2 separate regions of the Mus musculus genome follow, and region 1 is linked to region 2. A link is a loop called in an ENCODE intact Hi-C map of the cell type or tissue named here. Cell type or tissue: left cerebral cortex. All regions are shown on one strand. Region 1 overlaps Trak1 (trafficking protein, kinesin binding 1). Region 2 overlaps Trak1 (trafficking protein, kinesin binding 1).

Evidence for each region. Hi-C counts contacts between places; a loop is a spot of excess contacts. Peaks named below come from ENCODE experiments on the same cell type or tissue, not always from the same donor. Only the 100,000 strongest peaks of a DNase experiment are listed, where the experiment ranks them.
Region 1: it touches region 2 in a loop (2.3-fold over the local background); 8 of 42 quality-filtered maps call a loop at or near these places.

What each region holds. Positions count from the first base shown.
Region 1 is chr9:121,395,360-121,403,359 of GRCm38, reverse strand. The region is part of intron 2 of Trak1 (trafficking protein, kinesin binding 1); the gene reads right to left. Among named protein-coding and RNA genes, the nearest start is that of Trak1, 32 kb to the right of the region's middle. In left cerebral cortex, a CTCF peak has its summit at 4,388; DNase peaks (open chromatin) are centred at 2,540, 4,339 and 4,840; H3K4me3 peaks cover 428 bases; H3K27ac peaks cover 1,713 bases.
Region 2 is chr9:121,446,020-121,454,019 of GRCm38, reverse strand. It overlaps Trak1 (trafficking protein, kinesin binding 1), which reads right to left. Exons shown (of 16, transcript NM_175114.3): 8 at 7,200-7,330; 9 at 5,838-5,912; 10 at 5,067-5,198; 11 at 2,293-2,369; 12 at 576-812. Gm51661 (a long non-coding RNA gene) reads left to right here. Exons shown (of 3, transcript XR_003948094.1): 1 at 1-133; 2 at 282-452; 3 at 553-2,299. Among named protein-coding and RNA genes, the nearest start is that of Gm51661, 4.9 kb to the left of the region's middle. In left cerebral cortex, a CTCF peak has its summit at 7,259; DNase peaks (open chromatin) are centred at 923, 1,235, 4,497 and 7,291; H3K27ac peaks cover 2,677 bases.

The sequences.
Region 1 (8,000 bases), 51 kb after region 2:
TCAAGCCTCGCCCCCTGATCGCTGCTCAGCTTTCAATCTAACTGTTGCCATAGAAACTGACCAGCTCTTTTTAAAAAAAAAAATGACACAGAGATGAAGGAAATGTCTTCCAAGGATGCTGGGAGCAGAGGTGCCGTTCAAGGAGATGGACGGATGTGGGCGTGGCTTAGAGGCACCACCCCCTCTCTCAGGTGAAAGGCCTGGTTCCTGAGCCTCTGCCTGGACCACTTCAGAATGGTTTTTTTTTTCCCTCCTGCAGCTAAAAGACGGTGACCTTTTAAAGTTTGCAAATGATTGTCTTTTGGTTCTCTTTCCTTAAGACATTTAACGGCGCTTCCTAATTTTTTAAGGAGACTGAATGAATGACCCAGAAAACGAAAACATTTTCACTTACATCCTGTACTATTTATGCTTGTGTCTTTATTCAAACTTCTCAAAAAGTAGCAACGTAGGAATTGAGGGAAATGTCAACCTAAAGGGCCCCGTGTCATAAGTGTCATTGAATTTACTGTCCCTTAGGTGTGTGATCCAGAACAGCTACCAAGAGGTAGATGCCCCTGGTGACGGAGTTAAAGACTGGGGCTTTGAGAGTCCTTACAAAAGCACACGGAATCCATTAAAGCAAGCAAGCAAACAAACAAATAAACAAAACAGTTTATTCTAAGTGGGCTTAATTCTAAAGCACTTGGCAAGCTTAAAATGTTTCATTATAAAACGGAAACACTGGACAAGGGACAGATCTATTTAGACTTACTGTAGATTTAAACTCCAGCCCAGAAACATATTCTCCCCCCGCCATCCCCCCCATCCCCTTGGCACTCAGAGAATTCTTTCTGGAAGACTGTCTTTGGCATTCCAGAACATTCTGCAGCACTCTGACCTTAAGGTACTAGATGCCAAGCAGCTCCATCCTCTGACCTCCAAAACTGACCATCAAAAACGTTTTCCCACAACAACAATAAATGCTTTTCCATGAAAATTCTAAAATTGTAAACGTATATTTTAATATCTTTGGGGGACCCTGTTTCCCAAAATAAGGCAGAGAAAAAGGGTAAATCTTCCAGACATCTGCACATGCACACACATAACTAAAAAAAAAAAAATAAATAAAGAAATGAGTAAAGGAAGCTCCTTAGAGCAACTGAGAAATCTCCAAGAAGGCACGCGTCCTTTCCCTGTGGCTGGGCACACTTGTCTCGTAGTGTACAAACTGCATCAATATTTTATCTAAGCCCCACCACACACACAAGCGAAAGCTAACAGGAGGGTGAACACAGTGCTATTTGACAGAGAAGAGCCTGGGCTTGTGGAGTCAGCTGGAGGTTGGGTTCAGGCACTGGGTCATTGTCTCAGACATATCAGTGTCATCTGCTAAGTGGAGGAGATGCCAATACCTGTTACAGAGATGGGGCGGGGCTTGCTCCGGGTGATGGGTGTTCTGTTTGGCTTGAGTTTAAGGTAAGGCAAGATAGCAAGAAATGCTAGTTTCAAGCATCCTCATTACTACCTCTCTAAAGAGGGGAATGGCCCAGCATGAACAATCAGAGTGCAGATCCCCAGCTATGATTAGAGAGATGAGGAAGACACACCATTCCGAAGCACACACTGCAACAACAGAGAGGATGTGGCGGGCTAGCTGTGGCCAGCAAAAACTGCCGGACAGCAAAGCAAGGCCGCCCTGACCACAATGTGCACCAATTCCAAATCATTTTAATGTTTAAGGAACTGGTAACAAGGTGTCTGTGGCTTTAAGGTACCTGTGGTATAAAAATGAGGACCAGAGTTTGGGTTCCCAGCACACAGCTGGAAGCCAGGCATCGGCCCACCTCTGACCCCAGCACTCTGAAGGCAGAGAAAGGGGATCCTTAGAGCAAGACTAGCGAGCAGGTGAGCTCCCGATCCAGTGAAAGACCCTGACTCAGTATTAAGTGAAGACTGATCCAGGATGACAACCAGTGTCAACTTCTGGCTTTCACATGTATGCATGTGCATCTATCATATGTGCACACACTTGTTAACATTCGTGCACGTACCACATCACACACATGTGCATACACAGACACACACACACATACAGACACACAAACAGACACACAGTGGGAGAGCACAGAAGAGAGAGAGAGAGCACAGAGAGAAAGAGAAAGAAAGAAAAGTGGGAGCGAGGGTGGGGGGAGTGAGGTCTGGCAAGGATGCCTCTCTCCTATAGCAACGCAGTGTATGGCCCTTCAGTACCCATGCTGGGATCAGGGAACACACAGGGTCCCTGCAGGATCCGGAGCATGGAGGAACCATGACAGTAGACAAGTCCAGGTTCTGAGGACGCAAAAGCCACTCCCAACGATCTCAGATGAAAAGATGGACAAAAAAGCCAGCTTAGAAGAGCTGAACTGAGTTGTGACAATTTAAGCATTGTACCGAAAATACAGTTAATTATACCTAAAAGGAACAGGTGGTGTGTTCGAAAGCCATGACGCCACAGTGAATATCCAAAGCAAGGCAGGCAGGGAATGCGCCAGCTCTCACACACAGGGCAGAGACTAACGGAGCTATTTTAATCTGCCTTAGGAAGTTGGGTAGGTGTGCCTCGCTGCTCTGTTCCTGCCACCCAACCTTCTGGAGGCATTGTTCGATGTGCCTCTGTGCAGGGTGGCTATGACTACATCAGCCGGATGTGGATTGCACACAGGTACCAAGAACAGAAAAGCTTGGAATTGTGGGTATAAATCACACCCAGACAGGAGGAGGGTCAGACCCAGGGCAAGATGATGGACTACCCAGAAGGCTCCAGAAGAGAGCAAAATGCCCTACCTAGGGGGGAGAGGGGGTGAATTCTTGAGGTCAAAGTGCAGTAGACCCTGTTAACAGTCGCAGCAACACTGGCAGACCTTGCTGTATGTGGATTCCAGGACGGGGTATCTTGAGGTTGGGATCCAGGTGCAAACCCTGTGTCACTTCAGGGAACACCAGGTTGAGGGTTGAAGATCCGTCTGAAGATTTACCTCCTGGGCCAGCAAGACAGCTCAGTGAGTAAAAGCCTCTTAGCCTGGCAGCAGAGTTCAATCAGTGGGACACACATGGTGGAGGGAGAGAGCTGGTTCCTGCAGGTAGTAGCACACATACACCCCTACCCAGAAAGAGAAAATGTGATTTAAAAAAAAAAATTTACCACCAGAAGCTATGGGCCTAAATTAAACATTCAAGGTGGTGTCACCCTAAATTAAAGGGGATCAAAGACTCCTTAAGGAGAAAGTGGCAAGTCACATGAGGGTAAAGTGGAGCATGTCCTCAAACCCAGGATTCACGGGAACAGTAAGCCCCAAGGTCTCCCTCAGAGGGCCCTGAAGGAGCAAACATGGACCCCTGGACTCTGGGCTCCTGACCTTCAGAACCGGAACTGAACCCAGGTCACCGATGTGTGGCCAGCTGCTCAGAGCACTGGAGAGCTAAGGTAACCAGGTAACTAACTACTAGAGCACTGGAGAGCTAAGGTAACCAGGTAACTAACTACTAGAGCACTGGAGAGCTAAGGTAACCAGGTAACTAACTAACTACTAGAGAACAGCAACTTCCTTAACAGCTAAAAGACTCCTGAGAGGTGGGAGAGCTGGGGTGAAAGCTCAGGTTGTGAGGTCCTTACTGAGCGAGTACAGGACCCACATTCGATCCCCAGAACCCGTGCTTAAAAAGTAGGGTGAGTGCGTTGGAGAGAGGCTCCCAGAGGATCTGGGTTCAATTCCATGCAGTTAAATGGTGGCTCACAATTGTCTGTAAGTCCAGTTCCAGGGGCTCTGATGACCTCTTCTGGCCTCTACAGGTGCCAAGTATGCACGGTGCACAGACATACATGCAAGTAAGTATAACAACCAAACACATGAAATCATCTTATAAGCCGTGTATGGTGGCCTGCACTCCTAGTCCCAGGGAGAAGGAAGTAGGCAGGTCCCTGGGGCTCGTTGCTCAGCCAGTCTAGTACATATGGTGAGTTCCAGGCCAGTGAGAGACCATGTCTCAAACAAAAATATGAACAGAGCCTGAGGAAGGATGCCTGAAATCGTCTTCTTAGCTCCCCACCACACAGGCAGGTGTAGCAACACAAAACGAACACGTATATAAACACACACGTGCACAGAGAGGAAACACGCTTAGACAGGAGCCCTGCTGCAGCCCTCTCTGAAACACATTCCCAGCCCTCGAAAAGCACCACCACCTTTTCCCACAAGGCTGGAGGCAGAAGGGAGGGAGGACCTGGCTAGAGAGCAGGCGTGCCATCACTCTGCCTGACGTTCCAGCTTTCTCTTTCCAATCTTCGCTGCTGAGACTGTCAATGCCAGCCAGTGAGAGCTCATGACAGCAGGCAGTCTGCAAGGAACAGCTTGATGCCAACTGTCCCTTCTCACTCCAGGCACAGGCAGCCCCGCCACCAGGGGAGGGAAGGGTGGAAGCCGCCATTCATAAGAGCACCTGCAAGCAAAGAAAGGGCAAAGCCCAGTGGCAGCTGCCATCAGTATCAACCGCCTCTCTGGAAGGGCAGGAAGAGGATGTATCTTGGCATCAGTAAGACACCTGAGCGGGTCTGAGGTCACCACCTGCCAGCACAGAAGGTCTGCAGGGGGGGCGGGGAGGGGGGAATCTCAGGCTCATGACTAGCAGGGCACACAGATGACTCCACCACTTCAGAACCACGGGCTCAAAAGTCCCCTAATTCTGCTCCCGCACAAACCCTGCCAAACAGCGGCAGCCCGTGGGGATCGAGAGTGAGAGCTGAGCTGTCATGTCAGTTTCCTGGCTGAGCTGGGTCCAGTTCTGTCTCAAACTTGCTGAATTAACACAAGAAGAAAACAATCTGTACAGAACAGCTTGCCGGCCGTGTTGTTCATGAGCAGAAAAAGATAATGTTGAAATCTGGTTTGATCAAAAAATGGTGAAAGATGCCAGACGACGACACGGGACCTCAAGGATGTGCTACGCCCCAGAATCCCTGCCTGGGGGTCCAAGGGCAGCCAGGCGCTTTCTCTCACATGCCCCTCCCTGAGAGGCCACTCCACTCCTTCAGCACCAGTGCCCAGACCTGCAGCTGGGTGTGGCTGCAGCTACTTCAGTGGCTCAGTCGTGGAGTAAGACGCAGCCTGGCCACACTGCTCTCACTTCCAACTCCCACAGACATCTGAGCCAGCTAATACGGAGAAACGTGGAAGGGGCTTTGCTGATGGGAGGAGTTTGCAAGGCCTCTTCACTGACCACTCCCCCCCCCCCCCCCCCCCGTCGCCACCAAGGTCTGTGTGCACATGCGTGCAGGTGCGTGCGTGTGTACATTTGTGAGAACGCACTCCTGTGTGCACACACACTCTTGGTTAACTGTACACACTCACACACATCCTAAAACGACTGACCCCTCTCTGAGCATTCCCTCCTAGGTAACGGTTGGTCAGCTGTACAAACAACAGTAAAGGAAAAAATCCCTGCCTCTGATACCTTGTAAGACTTCTGAAAACTCCAAATCTGGTGGCTGCGGGGCAAACTGCTTACATATGCTACGCTGCTGGGTCTGATACCCAGAAGCATGAGGCTCTGGTGGTGGGGGAAGAGGAAGAGGAAGAGGAAGAGGAAGAGGACAAGAAAGAGGAAGAAAGCCTAGATTTTATCAAGCAATGTGCTAAATAAACAAACAAACAAACAAACAAACAAAGCACCTTCAGATTTTTAAAAAGGTAAGAGCCTGTCTGGAGACAAGAAAAAGTCTACGTATGAAATGCATGCTTAAGCCGGGCATGGCGGCACAGGCCTGGAGTCCCAGCCCAGCGTGGAGGTGGGAAGACCATAGTTAAAGGCCAGCCTACACTACGGTGAGTTCAAGGAGCAGACAGGTTCTGAACAGGCAGAGCCAGTGTGGGAGGAGAGATAGATGGTGGATGAGGAGGAGCATGCAGAGAAAGAAGAGGGGAGAGGACGAGGAGGCAAAGGGGGAGGAAGAAGAAGGGAAAGGAGGAGGAGACGGGGGGGGGGGGGGGAGAAGAGGAGGAGACAAAGGGGGAGGAAGAAGAGGTGGGAAGACAAGAAAAGGAGAGAGGGACCAATGCTGCAGACAGTTTAACTGCACAATTGACTAAGCTCTCAACGGGAATACCTTGAATAAGGCTCCTCATACTTAACCAGCATCCTGGTACCCTCCCCAGTAAGAGCTCTCTCGATACCGAGGCTCCTCAGTATGTGAGATCAGCTGTGTGTGTGTGTGGGGGGGGGGGGGGTGCAGGGCTGGAATGGAAGGGCACAGCAGACCGTGTGTTCCCACAACCAGCCAACACAGGGCCAGAGGCTGCCTGTACCTCTGTCAGGAGAGTTGAAGCTGACAGGACCTGATCCAAGGTACTCCCTACTGAAAGAGCATGGCAGTCCGGTCAAGGTGTCGGGGTGGGAACCCTCACAGAGGAAAGAATGATGTCCCAGAGGAGAGGTCACTGTCCTTACTACCCTCAGCACGAGCCTGCACATGCCACAGTCCTGGGTTAGGATGGGAAGAAGATCTAAACAATAGAGATGTGTCCACCTTCTTAGTAAATCTCAGGCAAGAACTCTGGTGCTGAAAGGAACGCCATGCCTGCCTGATCCTGCACATACTGGCTGGCTGGATTACTGCACACCGAAAGCAAAGGCTGGGGTGACATTCCAAAACCTGTTTGCTTCAGGGCCTGCTCTTTCCCAGATGACCTCTGAGGTGTGGTGGTCAGCAGATCTGGGTGTGACACAAAGAATTACTTCTTGGATCAATTGGTGTCAACCATAAAAGGCCGGGGAAGAAGGACCAACAGGAGCATGGTCACCCAAGAACAAACATGGTGACCTTGCTGCTTGGTGTGCGCTGAGTGTCACATGACTGGTCTACTGCACACAGGTCACCGTCAGACCACATGAGGCAGCTGGATGTCACAGAGCAGGAAGCGGTTTCAGGTAGTGCAGCACATACTCTGTGAGCCATGGAAATGAATTCTCTGAATGAATGAAGTGACTCTGGAAAGGTTGATGTAGAAGGAGGTCTGACTCAAAAAAAGCAGATGGGGAAGTGTTCCCTCTCATCAGCCAGGCAACTGAGGGCCAGGTTCAGGGGCAGAGCCTGGCTGTCCACCCAGGAGGGGGACTGGGGGGGAGTGTCAGTGGGGTCTTACCCCCAAACACGGTGGCCAGGATGTACCTACCCTGGTTTTACCCCTTCTGGTTTCTCACCTTAGGGAGCCCTGTATCCCCAACTCCACCAGCCACAGTGGGCACCGCCCTACACAATGCCCACAGTGGACCTAGAAGGGAAGCAGTGGACAATGTCTTCTCAGCCACCCACAGTGGCCTGGCACTGGTGATTCACTCTACTGAGTCATGTGTCTCCCGGGTTACAGATATGTAAACACATAGACAAAACCCAACCAGGGCAGGGATGAAGCACAGTGGAAACCTGCCTGCTGTGCAGACATGAAGATCTGGAGATCTATCCCTGGCATACACTAAAGAAGCCAGGTATGCTGGTGTGCCCCTCCGATCCCAACTCCGGTTCCTGGGGGCTCCTGACCAGCCAGTCAAGCTGAGTCATTGATCTCCAAGTCCACTGAGAGAGCCTGTCTTAAAATGTAAGGTGAGCCAGCATGGTGGAGAACACCTTTAATGCTAGCACTTTAGAGGCCAGTGAAGCTCTGCTTTCGAGGCCAGTCAGGGATAGATAGTGAGACCCTAGCTCAGAAACAACAACAAAACACCAACAAACATACATTGGTGATGTATAGAAGACAATGCCATCCTCTGGTCTCTACATATATATATATATATATATATATATATATATATATATACATATACATATATGAACACAGATATATAACACACACACAAGATACATAAATAAGTAGTAGGGCCAGGCACAGTGGTGCACACCTTCAATCCCCAGACTCAGAAGGCAGAGGCAGATGGATCTCTTTGAGTTCTAGGCCAGCCAGTGTTACATAGTGAAACCCTGTCTT
Region 2 (8,000 bases):
TGTACGTAGGTCCTGAGGGAGAACCGACTCAACCCTCTCGTCTCTTAAACGAAGGGGCCTGTGCTCTCCGTTCTGAGTAAAACCTGCTCTGATCTCGGAGAAAGAACCCTTCTGATGGCTTAACTGGTCCCAGGTATCTGTTTTAGTAAGTCAGAGGGCCAGGGCGCACAGGAGGATGATGGGAGTGGGGCTGGGGTTCTACGGGGCATTAGGGTGGAGAGGAACTGACCATAACTAAGGGGAACACACAACTGAGAACCCCTACATTCCACCTTCTGAAGCAAACCAGAGAGCCTGGGATCTCCTACGCTTGCCGGCACCCAGGCTCCCGAGGGGTCACGGTGATGATCTGTGGGAAATGTGTTAGTTCTCCCTCCATGATGTTATGGTAAAGCACACCGTGGACATCAGCTCGAGATACTACCCCAGAAAAGACCAGTGTCATGGATAAGGTGGGTAACTGGGACGTGGCGGCTCTCATCCACCTCTCTCCGATGGTGTCTGAGCCCATGTTCAAGGTGTATCTCCTCCCCCAACCACCCCTTCCAACAGAAGGAGAGGAGCCCGCCGCTCACCCCAGGTCGGCTGCCTCGGTCTCCAGGAGGATGCTGTTGGTTTTGTTATCGAGGACCACGTTGCTGACGTCGCTGCCGTAGAAGCTGGAGCGAGGGGTGCTGACGCAGCTGGACAGGAGGGAGTTCATGGCTGAGGACTGGTTGGAGCCCGGGATGTTCATGGGAGAAGGGGTTAGTGATCTCTGCTTGACCACTTGATTGACGTTCCTCACCGTCTCGAAGACACGCTTCTGGTGGCTGCGGAGGACAGGGCAGCCGTGAGCCAGCATATCAGGATGAACCTGGAGCTAGCTCCTCCACAGATGCCTACCGTGGGTGGCCCGCTGTCTGGGGGCCTCACATGCTCCTTAGGGAATGGGGTGCCTGCATCATAGCATGCTAGTGCCAACCGCACCTAAGGCTCAGTAGCACAGCTCAGCACTGATGAGCTAAGGCTAGCCCACATGGCTCTGTTTATCACGACCTGAAGCCTGAGCTACAAATGCTAGTGCTTTGGGGTTGCTTTCTCCCTGGCAGGCCAGCTTCTTTCAGACATACAATGAGAGCCACAGGAGGGCCGTGCTCGCTCCATTGTAACCACTCACATAAAGTGAAACAGCAGAGCTCCACGGCAGTCTGGAGTTTCTGCCTTGAGAAGATAAAACCCCACTGGGCTATTCTTAGAAACTGCCATTTCTAAGCACGGAGCCCACAGTTTGATTTCTCCTTTTAAGGGGAAGAGGGTTGGGCATATGCTCGGACTAGCTGCTTCCTCTGGGGATGCCGGAGCTGTACATACACCAAAGCCACCAGGACGCTAGTCATTCAGGAGGAGACGTGGTCCCCAGATCTCTCAGTGTTCCATGAAGGTTATAATGGCTTGTATATGCTCGGCCCAGGGAGTGGCACTATTAGAAGGTGTGGCCTTGTTAGAGTAGGTGTGTCACTGTGGGTGTGGGCTTTAAGATCCTCATCCTAGCTGCCTGGAAGCCAGTATTCTGCTAACAGCCTTCAGCTAGGAAGACAGTATTCTGCTAGCAGCCTTCAGATGAAGATGTAGAACTCCCAGCTCCTCCTGTACCATGCCTGCCTGGATGCTGCCATGTTCCCACCTTGATGATAATGGACTGAACCTCTAAACCTGTAAGCCAGCCCCAGTTAAATGTTGTTCTTTATAATACTTGCATTGGTCGTGGTGTCTGTTCACAGCAGTAGGGGAGATGTAGGGGCCGAGACCCCAGGAGTAGCCAGAGGATCAGAAGCCTGGCTCACAGCACTGAAGAGCCCGTGTTTTTCTTTTCTTAGCAAACATGAACACTTTTTAGCGTAATGCTTTCCATTAAGGGAAAAGGTGGAGGGTGGGAGATGGGAAACCCAGCATCCTCCCCACTCCCTGGAAATTCATCAGGTAACCTCCTTTGTTGGTTTGGGTTGTTTTTCCGAGATGGGACCCAAGAATCCCAGCTATAAAGAGGGCCTTGAACGCCTGAGCCTCCTTCCTCTACTTTACCACAAGGTGCTATGAGGGACACAACCCAGGGCCCTGCATGCCAGGAAACTATGCTACCTAGTGAGCTCCAGCCTTAGAGAGATGTCACTGTATCGTCTACTTCCCTTAACCTGACAGGGAAGGACCATGGCTGGCCGGTGGTGTCTAAGGTCCATACACGCTAGGTTATGAGCACCGGTTCTGAGTCAGTTTGAGGGGACTTGAAATATAAAGGCCACAAGGTCATACGTGATGTCTGGAGACTCCAGCTCTTCCAGCTGCAGCTCCTTGCGCATAGTTCCCTCGATTTCTGCAGCCAACGAGTCCTGGGGAAAGACAGAAGACATGCGTGGACTGAGCAGGGGCTCAAGGCTTCCATTTCTAGATGAGGTCTGTGGCCAGAAGAGCCAGGAGGAGACCAGGCACCCAGCAGTCTCCAGACTTCATGCCATACAACACAAGGCTAAAAGCAATCCCTACACAGAGAGAATCTGCCAAGCCATGGCCAGGGCAAGTTCTGAGCACACAGCACCTTTGGGTTTAAGTGAACAGCCCCTGACTCTCACGTAGCTGAGTGTCTGACAGCCAGGCACTCTTTGACCAAATGACAGAGCTAAAATTGTGGCTACGATGTGGGATGGAGAAATCAGGGGGCACAGGAGAGTGTGTTCAGAACAGTGGGAACAAGTCCAAATATCTCTAAACTTCCAAAAGGTCCCACACAGTCCAGTTTATGGTCCCAGTGACTCAGGATTATGACACACAGGAGGCCAAGGCTTTCACCTGACTCCTAGGTAGACAATCACCTGCTGAAAGCTCTCTGGTTCTGCTTGCTGGGGAAAGGTCCCTGCCTGCATGGACTGTGGTCGACATGTTGCCACTGCTGTACTTTCTCTGCAAGCTCCTTGCTCCACCAGCTAGCCATGGCAACCGCCTGTGTTCTCAGGTGACAGGACTGCTGCTTCCAGTAAAAAACTGTACTCCCTCTTTGCAGACATTCCCTGCCCACCCTGACCCCACCGCACCCCATCTTCCACACAGTGCACCAGTTAGCTCTTTAATTCCTACTAACTTTCTGGACTACACTGCTGCCCTTTTCTGAGGGGACGAGGGAGTGTAAGCTTTAGGGTCAGGGGAAGGCTGGTCCTGGAGTGCTAACTACCCAGGTGTACTGAGGTTGACCCCCACCCCCACCCATCCCCACCATGTGAGGAAGGTTTATGAAAACAGAGGACAAATTTCCCCAACAAGGTTCAAGGGGCACCCGAGTCTGCCTGTGGACTGCAGATTGAAAAATCCCACCACAAGGCAATGGAATTGAAAACGCTGATGAGGAAAGCTGCTCCTGGCAGCTGGAGTGGCAGAGAGCAGACGCAGATCTGGGCGCTCAGCTCCAGCCACATGGGCACGCTGCAGCCTTTAGACTTTCAGAACAATCCTCTCTAAAACCTGAGCTTGCAAGAGTCTCGAAACGGGCAAACAAAAGCTTTCAGTAAGCATGAAAGTGGAGACTCCAGGGTGTGTGCTAGCCAGGATGGTTTGATTTTTTTTCCTTCTTTTTAAATTATATATATTTTTAATTGTGTGTGTGTACATACATACACACAGGGACACAATGACAGTGCTTGTGCACTACGGTGGACCTGCTGAGGTCAGAGGACAATTTGGGGGCGTTAGTTCTTTCCTGTCTTATTGAGATGGGGATCTTTCCGGTTTCTGTCACTCCTCACAGTATTCCAGGCTAGTTGGCCTGTAAATTTCTGGCAGGTTCCCTGTCTCCACTTCCCATGTCACAGCATGAATGCAGAGATTACAGATGTATGCCACCAGATCTGGCTTTTCTTATGGTCTCTGGAGATCAACCTCAGTCTGTCAGGCTTGCACATCCTAGTGTTTTTAACGTGCTGAGCCTGACATCTCCCCAGCCTGGGTTTGTGACAGTTTTAAGGCCTTGGCCGTTCTCCTCTAAGTTACCCAGTAAACTTACAGGCTCACCAAGCAGGACTTGGGAGAAACTGTTTAACTGGGCTGTCTGGGGTGGATAGAAACTGCCTTCTCTGTCTGGGGTGACTAGAAACAGACTTCCCAGGAAAAGTATTTCTGCAAGAGACTCCTCCCTCAATCCCTTCTCAGCTGCTGAGACAGCTCAGAGAGTGAAGATCAGATCCCTGGGACCCAAAGAACTGACTCCACAAAGTTGCCCTCTGACCTCCATGCATGAACCAACTCTAATCACACATACAAACACAAAAATAGTAAATAAACATTTTTAAAATTTAAAAAATTGACCCTTTTCTCGCCTTGCAGAGAATCTGTTATTCTGCAGACGAATGGAACAACGCCTGGACCCACAGGAGCTCTTGGGGGCTTGTTCTCGGGCTGCCTGTCATCCACGTGCAGTTGCTGCTTGGCTGGCTACAGCTCTACACTGTCTTGTGCTAACACCCACAGTGCTGTAGGACACAGCCAATGTGTGGCTTCCCCAGCTTAGGAAGCTATGGTCTGGTAGAACATACAATGAGCACGCTCACTTCCTTCTAAGTAGATATCACAGGGAAATGACTGGAGACTAAACTGGAAACCCCTTTGTCCGTCACCAAAGCCCTTCAGAGCCTTGATATCAAACAAGCCACACCAGGACTAACAAAATAAGATCATGGGGGAATGCTATTCCTAAAAAAGTTGGTTCAAATCCCTGACACCAACAAAAGGGTTAATAAACACACAAGGAACCAGGAGAAGTTCAGGCTCTTTAAGGCATGGGTAATAGCTGCCCAGACTAACATCTAACTAAATCAAGTTCTTTGTAAAAATCTCCTAACAGCTGCAGGGAGAGCAGCCTATAAAGAGCTAGTCCATCTCAAGGAATCAGGAGCCCCCAGCTGGCAGGTCCAGTGCAAACTTTAAAGAAGCAAGCAGCTCGCAGGAAAGATGTAGGACCAGGGATCAGAAGGGGACACGAAGCCCTGGGCGCTAAAGTCTGAGGATGGTCTGGGGAGAGGCGCACAGGAGAACCCACTCACCATGGGGAACAGGCCCAGAGAGTGGTAGCGCCGGGACGTGGGCATCGTCTTGTTCCGCAGGTTCTTCAACTCCTCCTGAGCCTCATGAAGCATCTCCATGCACTCCGCGTACTTATCCTCCAGCTCTCGGAGCTGTGGGGAGAGGCAGAGGGTCTCAGACAGCACCAGTGAGCACCCAGGAGCCAACACACCCACCAGCCCTCCCGCCTGAGAGGCAGAACCTGTGGCCCTGTGGGCCCACGGCAAAGCGGGTTGGATCCACAAGGCTGGCTTTTCACAGACTCGGAAAGCTGCTCACACGCTCACAGTGGGCAAGCCAAAGAAAACGCCCAGACAAAACATTAAAGAGGCTAAGAGGCAAACCCTCTTCTCCAGCTGCATCTTTCACTTTTGTTTGATACAGGGTCGGTTTATGTAGCCTAGGCTGTCCTTAAACTCATAGCCATCCTCCTGCCTCAGCCACTTGTGGACTGGGATATATGTACTACAATGCCCAGATTCAAGTTGTATCTTTGAACAGGCTCTTTACAAGTCTGTGGCACATCTTGTTCACCTATCTAGTGTCTATCAGGAGTTAGAATATGTCAGGCCCTGAGGTACTGAATCCAGCCTCCTTACGCTTACACCAAACGGCAGGCACAGAACCCAGGCAAAGCAGTATTATGCTAATTCAAGAGTGAAGTGTTTGGTATGAGGGGAAGGACCCGGGCCTATGGGGGAGTGGCTTCACTGGAACCCGAGGCCCGAGAGAGTTCAGGCAGGGACACCCACCTCGGCTGTGAGTTGACGCTGGGCGTCCTTGGCAGCGCCCAGGTGCTGGACAAGCTCTTCATTTTCCACCGCGCACTAAACATGGTAAAGAAAAGTCACCTCTGTTAAGACACTCAGGAGCCCGACTGTCCCCTCCTGTTACCTGTCTGTGAGAAGCTCAGCACTGTCTAGAGAGAAGCGTGCACCCGACGCTATGGCAGAGCACTGCCTTCCATATAATTAAAAAAAAAGACAGGCTTTTAAAAATGTTCTCATTCGTGTGTGTGTGTGTGTGTGTGTGTGTGTGTGTGTGAGAGAGAGAGAGTAAATGTGTGTGCACACGTGAGCACGTGTGTGTGTATGTGAGTGTACATGAGTGAGCATGTGTGAAAGAATGTGTATATGTGAGGGTGTGAGAGTGTGTATATATAGAGTGTGTATGAGTATGAGCATGTGTGAAAGAATGTGTATGTGTGTGAATGTGTGTATTCATGTGTGAGGGTATGTGTGAGTGCGTATAAGTGTGAGCATGTGTGTATATATGTGTGTGTATGAATATGTATGTATGGATATGTGTGTATATAAGAGAATTTGTATGTCTGTGTATGTATGTGTGTGTGAGCATGTGTGTGTATATGTGTGTGTGTGTGTGTATGACTGTATATGTGTATGAGTGTGTGTAAGGATGTGTATGAGAGAATGTGTATGTGTGTGTATGTATGTGTGTGAGTGTGTATAAGCATGTATAAGTATGTATGTGAGTATGCGTGCCTACAGTGCACGTGGAGGTCAGAGGTCACCTTATGAGCATTGGATGAACTCAGGACTTGGCAGCAGGCGCCTTTCTCCACTGAACCATCTCGCTGAGCCCGCCAGGTAATTTTGAAGGTAAAGTCTTCCCTGGGCACTTGGCACTTGATTATTCTCCATAGCCCAACCCCCACCTCCAGAGTCTGAGTGCTTTCTGGGAGTCTGTCCTCCCTCCCCTCCCCTTTCTGTCTATTTTCCCTTCCTTCTTTTCCAGAGGCACCTCCTCTCTTCCTCCCAGTCAGAGCCCAAGGGACACCAGTCAGACACACCACTCTCCCACAGACAATATCTGAAGGGACAACAAACAGCAGACTCCATGGTTTGTCAGATAAATCCCAAGGCTCCGTATCTACAGCACTTCTCTATGAACTCCACTATAGATCACCCTTAGGAGCAACATCATCATAAATAACGCCTCGGCCAACCTGGGCCGGTGGGGTTAGTGCCTGAGCTCACTAAGCCTCCTCCAGGAAAAAGTATGCATGGCTCAGGTGGGGAACGGGCCTCCCACTAACCACCTGTCCCATCCCCGCATGGCCACTGCCTCGTCACCCAGAGACACAGAAGCCTTACAGATTTTGCCTTCTTCTGTAAGTCCACGATTTGCGACAGCAGGTGGGTGATCTCCTCCTGCTGGCGGGCGGCATCTTCCGTCTTCTTAGCCAGCTCCTCAGAGATGCTCGCAATCTGGACGTTGGCATCCCCTGTGACGAAGTAATGACAAGCAGGTGGCTGAGTTGGAAAGCCACACACAGACCAAAGAGGGAACACCGTCTTTACGGGGAGGAGTGGGGATGGGGAGCACGGAGGGAGTGGAAGAGGACATCTTTCCAAGTGGTGATGTGGTCCCTGCGGGGGGGGGCTGGAAAGAGAAGGAACCCAGCCTTCTCATTGGCTGTCTCTCCTGTGAGGGCTGACTCTACTAACCAAGGCTGTCCTCAGGGCAGGACGGCAGGCTCCAGGAAGAGATCTGGAAGTGATACCCCAAAGATGGCTGCACTTGGCTGAACCCCAGTGCTCCACTGTGAACAGATCACAACAGGAACTCTGCACATGGAGCACTTTGCCTGTGGCTTTCCGTGGCATTTGGAGCTGCAGCCCATTTTACTAGACATGAATGTGAGTTGTGTTTCACTTCGCTGAACGCCCTTTCTCTTATCTTACCTGGAAACTCATAACGGAGGGCATGGGGAAGGTCACTGATTTGAATAGCAAAGCTGAGAGTCAGGCCTTCATTGTTGTAAATCAGATCATTGATCTGGGCCGACCGACCTTGAGCATCATCAAATGATTACAATATTCCAATACTGAGTAGACATTAAAATTAAATATCCACCTCACTGAGAGCATGGCTCTCGACTCACAAACAAGCAA